Linked DNA regions of Homo sapiens: region 1 is linked to region 2. Evidence: read pairs that join two places in POLR2A ChIA-PET (ENCODE). Cell type or tissue: A673. All regions are shown on one strand. Each heading gives the region's core, and the rest is flanking DNA. Links, peaks and the distances in the headings are about the cores only. Region 1 overlaps ZNF423 (zinc finger protein 423). Region 2 overlaps ZNF423 (zinc finger protein 423).

Evidence for each region. Peaks named below come from ENCODE experiments on the same cell type or tissue, not always from the same donor. Only the 100,000 strongest peaks of a DNase experiment are listed, where the experiment ranks them.
Region 1: POLR2A ChIA-PET joins it to region 2 with 6 read pairs; 4 of 35 experiments call an interaction of 5 or more read pairs at or near these places.

The regions. Positions count from the first base shown.
Region 1 is chr16:49,732,427-49,735,337 of GRCh38, forward strand. All of the region lies in intron 2 of ZNF423 (zinc finger protein 423), which reads right to left. Among named protein-coding and RNA genes, the nearest start is that of ZNF423, 120 kb to the right of the region's middle. In A673, for the core only: no CTCF peak of the experiment used is centred there; a DNase peak (open chromatin) is centred at 1,085.
Region 2 is chr16:49,793,447-49,796,357 of GRCh38, forward strand. The region is part of intron 1 of ZNF423 (zinc finger protein 423); the gene reads right to left. Among named protein-coding and RNA genes, the nearest start is that of ZNF423, 61 kb to the right of the region's middle. In A673, for the core only: no CTCF peak of the experiment used is centred there; no DNase peak of the experiment used is centred there.

The DNA of each region.
Region 1 (2,911 bases), core at 90-2,589, 61 kb before region 2:
CTTCCCACAGCCTGTCCTGGAAAACAGATTTACCCATCCGGAAACTAGCTGCACTGATTTAAATCAAAGAAAGAGATCTTATTATCCATAAAGGTGTTTTTGAAAGCATATGTACATATGCAAAAGTGCGTGTATGTGCACCTGTATGTACATGTGTGTACATGCAACATCACAGTTACAGGAAAAGGCTCAGTGCACAACCTGCAAACCCCTGAGGGCGGGCGCCAAAGCAAGAAAGACAGACACGAAGCAAAGAATGCACTCAATTCAAGGTGGAAACCACAGTCCTGTGAATATTTCAATTTGGAAACAGATAATGTTATAAGGGCTCTATTTCTCCTGTCTGCACAGAACATGCCCTTCCAAGCACCCGACATCAAGAACCTGGGAACACAAATCGGCTCATCGGAGAGCCAGCTGCTTCCTTCCAAGGCGGGGAACGTTGCACGACACGCCGCCTGGAACTGCGCGGAGGCAGTAAAAATCAATGTTTCCATTTGTGGCCCATCAAAACATCTCTCTTCTTACCAATTAAGGGATGTACAGTTTTTAGGTTCTTTTATTATCAGAACGCGCCAACTCCTGGCAATACAGAAATCCCATTAAAAGTCAGGCAGCATATTTATCTCAGGGAATCTGATCTGCCGCTGCAGTGAGGGTAAGAAATAGAAAGCAAAGAAATGAGAAATATCATTTGGAGCCTTCGATATTGTAAGTCATCATACAACCATGGTTACACAGTCAAGTGCCCGTCTCCGAAATTCCTCGTTTACAGTCTTTCCTTAATAAAAAAAAAATGTTCTGTAGAAAGGGAAAATAAAAGAGCCATAATTCTGGCTTTATCTACTACACCGACCCTCCAGATAATAAGTTACAATCAGCACCACACTTGTGCTACTTTACTTAACACACAATTTAATAGACATATTTAAATTATCCCCTCGTTATTTTTTTGCCGTATTTACTTGGCAGCACTTTCTATAATAGCTCATCTAATCCACAACTGGAACCACAAACATCACAATGTATTTGATCTCTTTAAATCTGGTACATCCTGTTGACTCGGGAGTAGATAAATCAGAATGTCAACTCTCAGGTTTTTATAAGGCAAAAACCCATAAAGTCATCCAAGAGTATAAATCTGTTTTAAGCAACTGTCACCTCCCCTATGGCCGGCTACTAATGGGAAGGGAGGGTGGCTGTGCAGAAAGGGATGGAGACGAAGGCGAGCTCAGGCCACACAAAGGCGCGGACCTCATCCTCTGGGCTCCCAAGGGGTCCCAGCCTGGCCCTCAGGGAGGTGACACAAGACAGGGAAGACTCAGGGGCCTGAAGAAGTTTTGGGGAGTGGGACTTCCCTGAAGACCCAAGGGCCCCTCTGCTGATTCAGCAGAATCAGGCGCTGGAGAACAGGAAGGCCTCCACCCCAGGCAGGGTTTGCCTCTTGCAATGCACTTTCATGCCCAGGAGTTTCTGAACCTCACCATAAGACAAAAGAATAAATGGTGTTATTTTTCCATTTGCAGATGAGAAAACTGAGCCTCTGCAAGGCCACCCAAAGCCATGCCAGGATCGAATCTACACGTTCACGTGTTCATTAAGCAGCACACCTTTCCTGAAGTCCCTGGGCCTGTTGGAGCCCCAAGCTCTCCAAGGCCCAGGAGGCAGAAGTTCTAACAACAGGGAGCTCCAAGGACATCAGACCTACCTGGAGACCGTCTGGGGTTCCTCTTTTCCAGGCCCACCTGATCGGTTGCTCAGTAAGTCCTGGGGATGGAATGATTGGACCTTCCCTACTCCTTCAACCCAGCTCCGCCTGTCCTGTGTGCTGCTCTGTCCAGCCCCAGAGGCCCCTCAACTGGTCCCTGTCCTGAGTCTGGACATCACCTGTGCAAACTCAGAGAACATAGGGCCCAGAGGCCCAGCACCTGGCCCTGCCTTGTGAGTCCCATCACAAGCGCTGGCTCATTTCAATGACCTGGGCTAGAACTGCAGCTCACTGGTTCCTCCAATCACCCCAGAGCCCAGTGAAGCAACTTCAACAGGCCGAGGAGAAGGCCAATGGCTCAATGCTTTTCTGCAGAGGCCTCCAGGGCTGGGGAGGGCTTCCCGAAAACAGCCGGCTGGCTCCTTTCCCTCTGGCTCCTCCCCTGTCCTCCTGGGGGCTGTCTGCAGCAGCATGAAGACAGCTCGCTCAGGGAAGGCCCGAGCCAAATGGATTTCAAATCAGGGACCTCTCCCTCAGGGCCATGTGCATGGGACAGAAACCGAACCAGTGCTGTGAACGCCGACCTGTCCGTCCAGCTGACAAGATTCCCTACCTCCCAGAGCTCATGCTTTCCACGATGGACAACTGTTTTCTGATGTGCACACCTGCATCCTTTTGCCCAGGCATGCCCCAAGAACAGTGAGCATTGATTAAGCACTCAATGCTTAATCAAGTGCAGGCACCTTATGAGTTGATGTCATCATATCCCCATTTTACAGGTGAGGAAAGCAGAGCTCTGGGAAGTGACAGAGCTTAAGTGAGGCCACAGAGAAGTGGTGGGGCTGAGTTTCAAGCCCACTGCATGTGACTCTTAACCACTCTACTACATGGTTTCCTCACAGTAAGACGCAATGAACACCTGAGCCAGGTGTTGGGAGTTTGTAAAACCCCTCAAAGTCCCATGTAGGGTCCTGGTCACAGCCCCTAAGGTTCAGCAACGGCTCTGCTGATCTCTCTCACTTATCGCCCATCTCCACAGCCTTGAAGGTCATCTTTCAACCCCATAAACTTCCAAGTCTCTTTGGTCCAGGGCTTCCCACTCCTGATCTCCAGCAGGAAGATTTCCGTTAAGTCTTCACACAGTTCCCAAAGATCTCCACCAGCCTGGGCACCTACGGAAGTTGGGGCCCCATTACTCTTTCC
Region 2 (2,911 bases), core at 87-2,586:
TTGGCCGGCCCGCGGCGCCTCCTCCAGACGTCCCTAGCTCCATGTCTAGTTGTTTAATGTATACAATAATTGGCCCCACTGAAGCCAAGAGATACACACCCCACCCTACCCCACTTCAAGGGGAACACAGTACTCCTGTGGATGATGGGCATTTGTAAGGTAGGTGGGTGGCCAGGGTGTGCCCACACTGGAGGGTGCACAGGGTATACCGGCATAGGGACAGCACGTGAAGCAAGTGTGTGCACACAGAGAGGAGGCATGGGGGCAAGTGTGTGACACAGAGCAGAGGCATAGGGGCAAGTGTGTGACACAGAGCGGAGGCATGAGGGCAGGTGTATGCACACAAGGAGGGCATGCAGGGTGGATGTGAATACACAGGGAGGGGGCACATGGCAGAGCCCGATTCACCACGATGCTAATGAAGCCCCAGCTCCAGAGCCCTTTGCAAACTCAAGCCCCTCTGCACACTGGGAGGGGTCCCAGCAGTGGGGTTCTGTAGCCCTACATGTTTTGTAACCTTTGCAAAGGAAAGATCTGTTACCTACTTAAGACCTCTCTGTCTCTGTCTGTCTCTGTCTCTCTCTCTCTCTCTCTCTCTCTCGCTCTCTGAGATGGGGTCTTTCTCTGTTGTCTAGGCTGGAGTGCAGTGGTGTGATCACAGCTCACTGCAGGCACAACCTCCTGGCTAAGGTGATTCTCCTGCCTCAGCCTCCCGAGCAGCTGGAGCCACAGGCACATGCCACCACGCCCGGTGGATTTTTGTAGTTTTTTTTGTTTGTTTTTGTTTTTGTTTTTTTTTTTTTGTGGAGACAGGTTTTTGCCATGTTGCCCAGGCTGGTCTTGAACTCCTGACCTCAAGCAACCCTCCCACCTTGGCCTCCTAAAGTGCTGGGGTTACAGGTGTGAGCCACTGCACCTAGCCCACTTTTTCTATCTACTCCAAACTCTCTTCCATCCCATTTCCTCTCCTGTCGGTCACCTTGAGAATGGCCACAGGCATTTTGCACTCTTTGTCTCAAAGGACTCCCCCAGTTGTTTCAGCCATACGGCCCCCCACACAAGCTCTGTGCTGGGGCCAGGCAGTGGACTTCGAGTACCCTCTGTTCAAGCACACGTGCAGGCATGCACACGCTCATGTGTGAGATGCAGAAAGGCTCTGGAGTGGCCCAGGTCACATGGCCAGGCTGCAGCTGCCCACTCCTGCCCCATGGTCTACCAGCTCCTGCTCGTGATTCCCAGACCTGACCTTGCAGGGCAGCTTCCGGCTTAGCCCCTGCTAACCCGAACACCTCTCATTATTCCTTCCACCTATTGGTTTCCTAGGCTTTTATCTGCCTCCCTCACTAGGGCATGGACAATGCCTGTCTTGTTCATTGTTGTATCCCAGTGCCTAGCTCAGTGCAAACATAGTAGCAGGTGCTCAACAAAAAACAAAAATTTTATTTTTGGAAACAGAGTCTCACTCTTGTCACCCAGGCTGGGGTACAATAGTGTGATCTCAGCTCACTGCAACCTCTGCCTCCCAAGCAATTCTCCTGCCTCAGCCTCCCGAGTAGCTGGGATTACAGGCGCTTATCACCATGCCCGGCTAAATTTTGTATTTGTAGTAGAAACGGGGCTTCACCATGTTAGCCAGGCTGGTCTTGAACTCCTGACCTCAGGTTATCCACCTGCCTCAGCCTCCCAAAGTGCTGGGATTACAGGCATGAGTCACTGCACCCGGCCCAAATTTTTAATCAATAAGCACACAGGATGTGTGGTGACATCCCAGAGGGCCTGCAGCAGGGATGGGCTTTGTTCAGAACCAGGCAGTGGGCAAGGCAGCCACAGACACACCTGTCCCCTCCACGCCACCACTGTCCCCACCCCATCACACTAGAGTCACACCAGCTCTGGGAGCAGAAGGTCACACATGCCAATCCAGCTCCCTCATGGCGCTCACACTTGCCCCGGCCTTGAGCACAAACCACTCCTGCCTGGGGTCAGGCAGGCACTGAACAGAAAACTCTGGCCACAGAATCCAGTTACAGAGTGGATGGAGCAGGGAGTTCTTCCTGCCCATGCAATGGGAATCATCATCGCTCATCAGAGATGGGATCCTTCCCAGGGCTGAGTGTGACCTCAACAATCAGGTGGCCCTGGAAGGGCCCAAGGGCACCACAGTAGCCCTGCGAGGAGCTCCTGCTAAAACACTTCACCGGACAGGGCCTTGGAGGCCCCGCCCCCACAGGGATGGAGGGGGCTACACAGGGAGGTAGGAACGGGCTCAATCTTAAGACTCCCAGCTGTCCTGGGATAATCCCCCCAAGCTGTGGAGACTGATGGGCAACGTCCAGCAGCCTCTGGACAAGGGCTGCTGCAGAAAGCCCTTCAAAGGAGCACCCGAACACATCCTGTTAAGAGAAAGGGTGTTTGCGGCCATCTCTGAAGTCCTGGGGGGCTTCCAGTTCCCTGTGTGAGTCAAGATCCTCAACAATGGACAAGAAGGGGCTCAAAGAGGCCAGAGGGCCCTTAGAGGGCGCCTGCTTGGTGGCAGCAGGTCTAAGACCAGCTCTCACTATTAACCATGGTTCCTGGGGTGCATTAAGAAGGATTCTGGGGCTCTGCCAGGGCTTCAGGCAGATCAGGACTCCACGTTGACTCTCAGCTCTGGGGTCAGAAGTTGTGGGAGGCTGATTGACGAATGGGAGTATAGAGCTCCCCCTAATGCTGTCGCCCCAACTCCACAGCAGGTGCATAAGTAGCTACAACTCTCCTGCTCTGGGATTGGCCACAGCTCGTCCCCTGTGCACTAGCACAGGCCTTGCCACCACCGAGATCCCTTGTGTGCCAGGCCTCTGGATTTCAGATATCCAGTGGCACAGAGCAAGTGGCACTAGGCAGACACCTGCATGCACCACCTCCTCCAGGT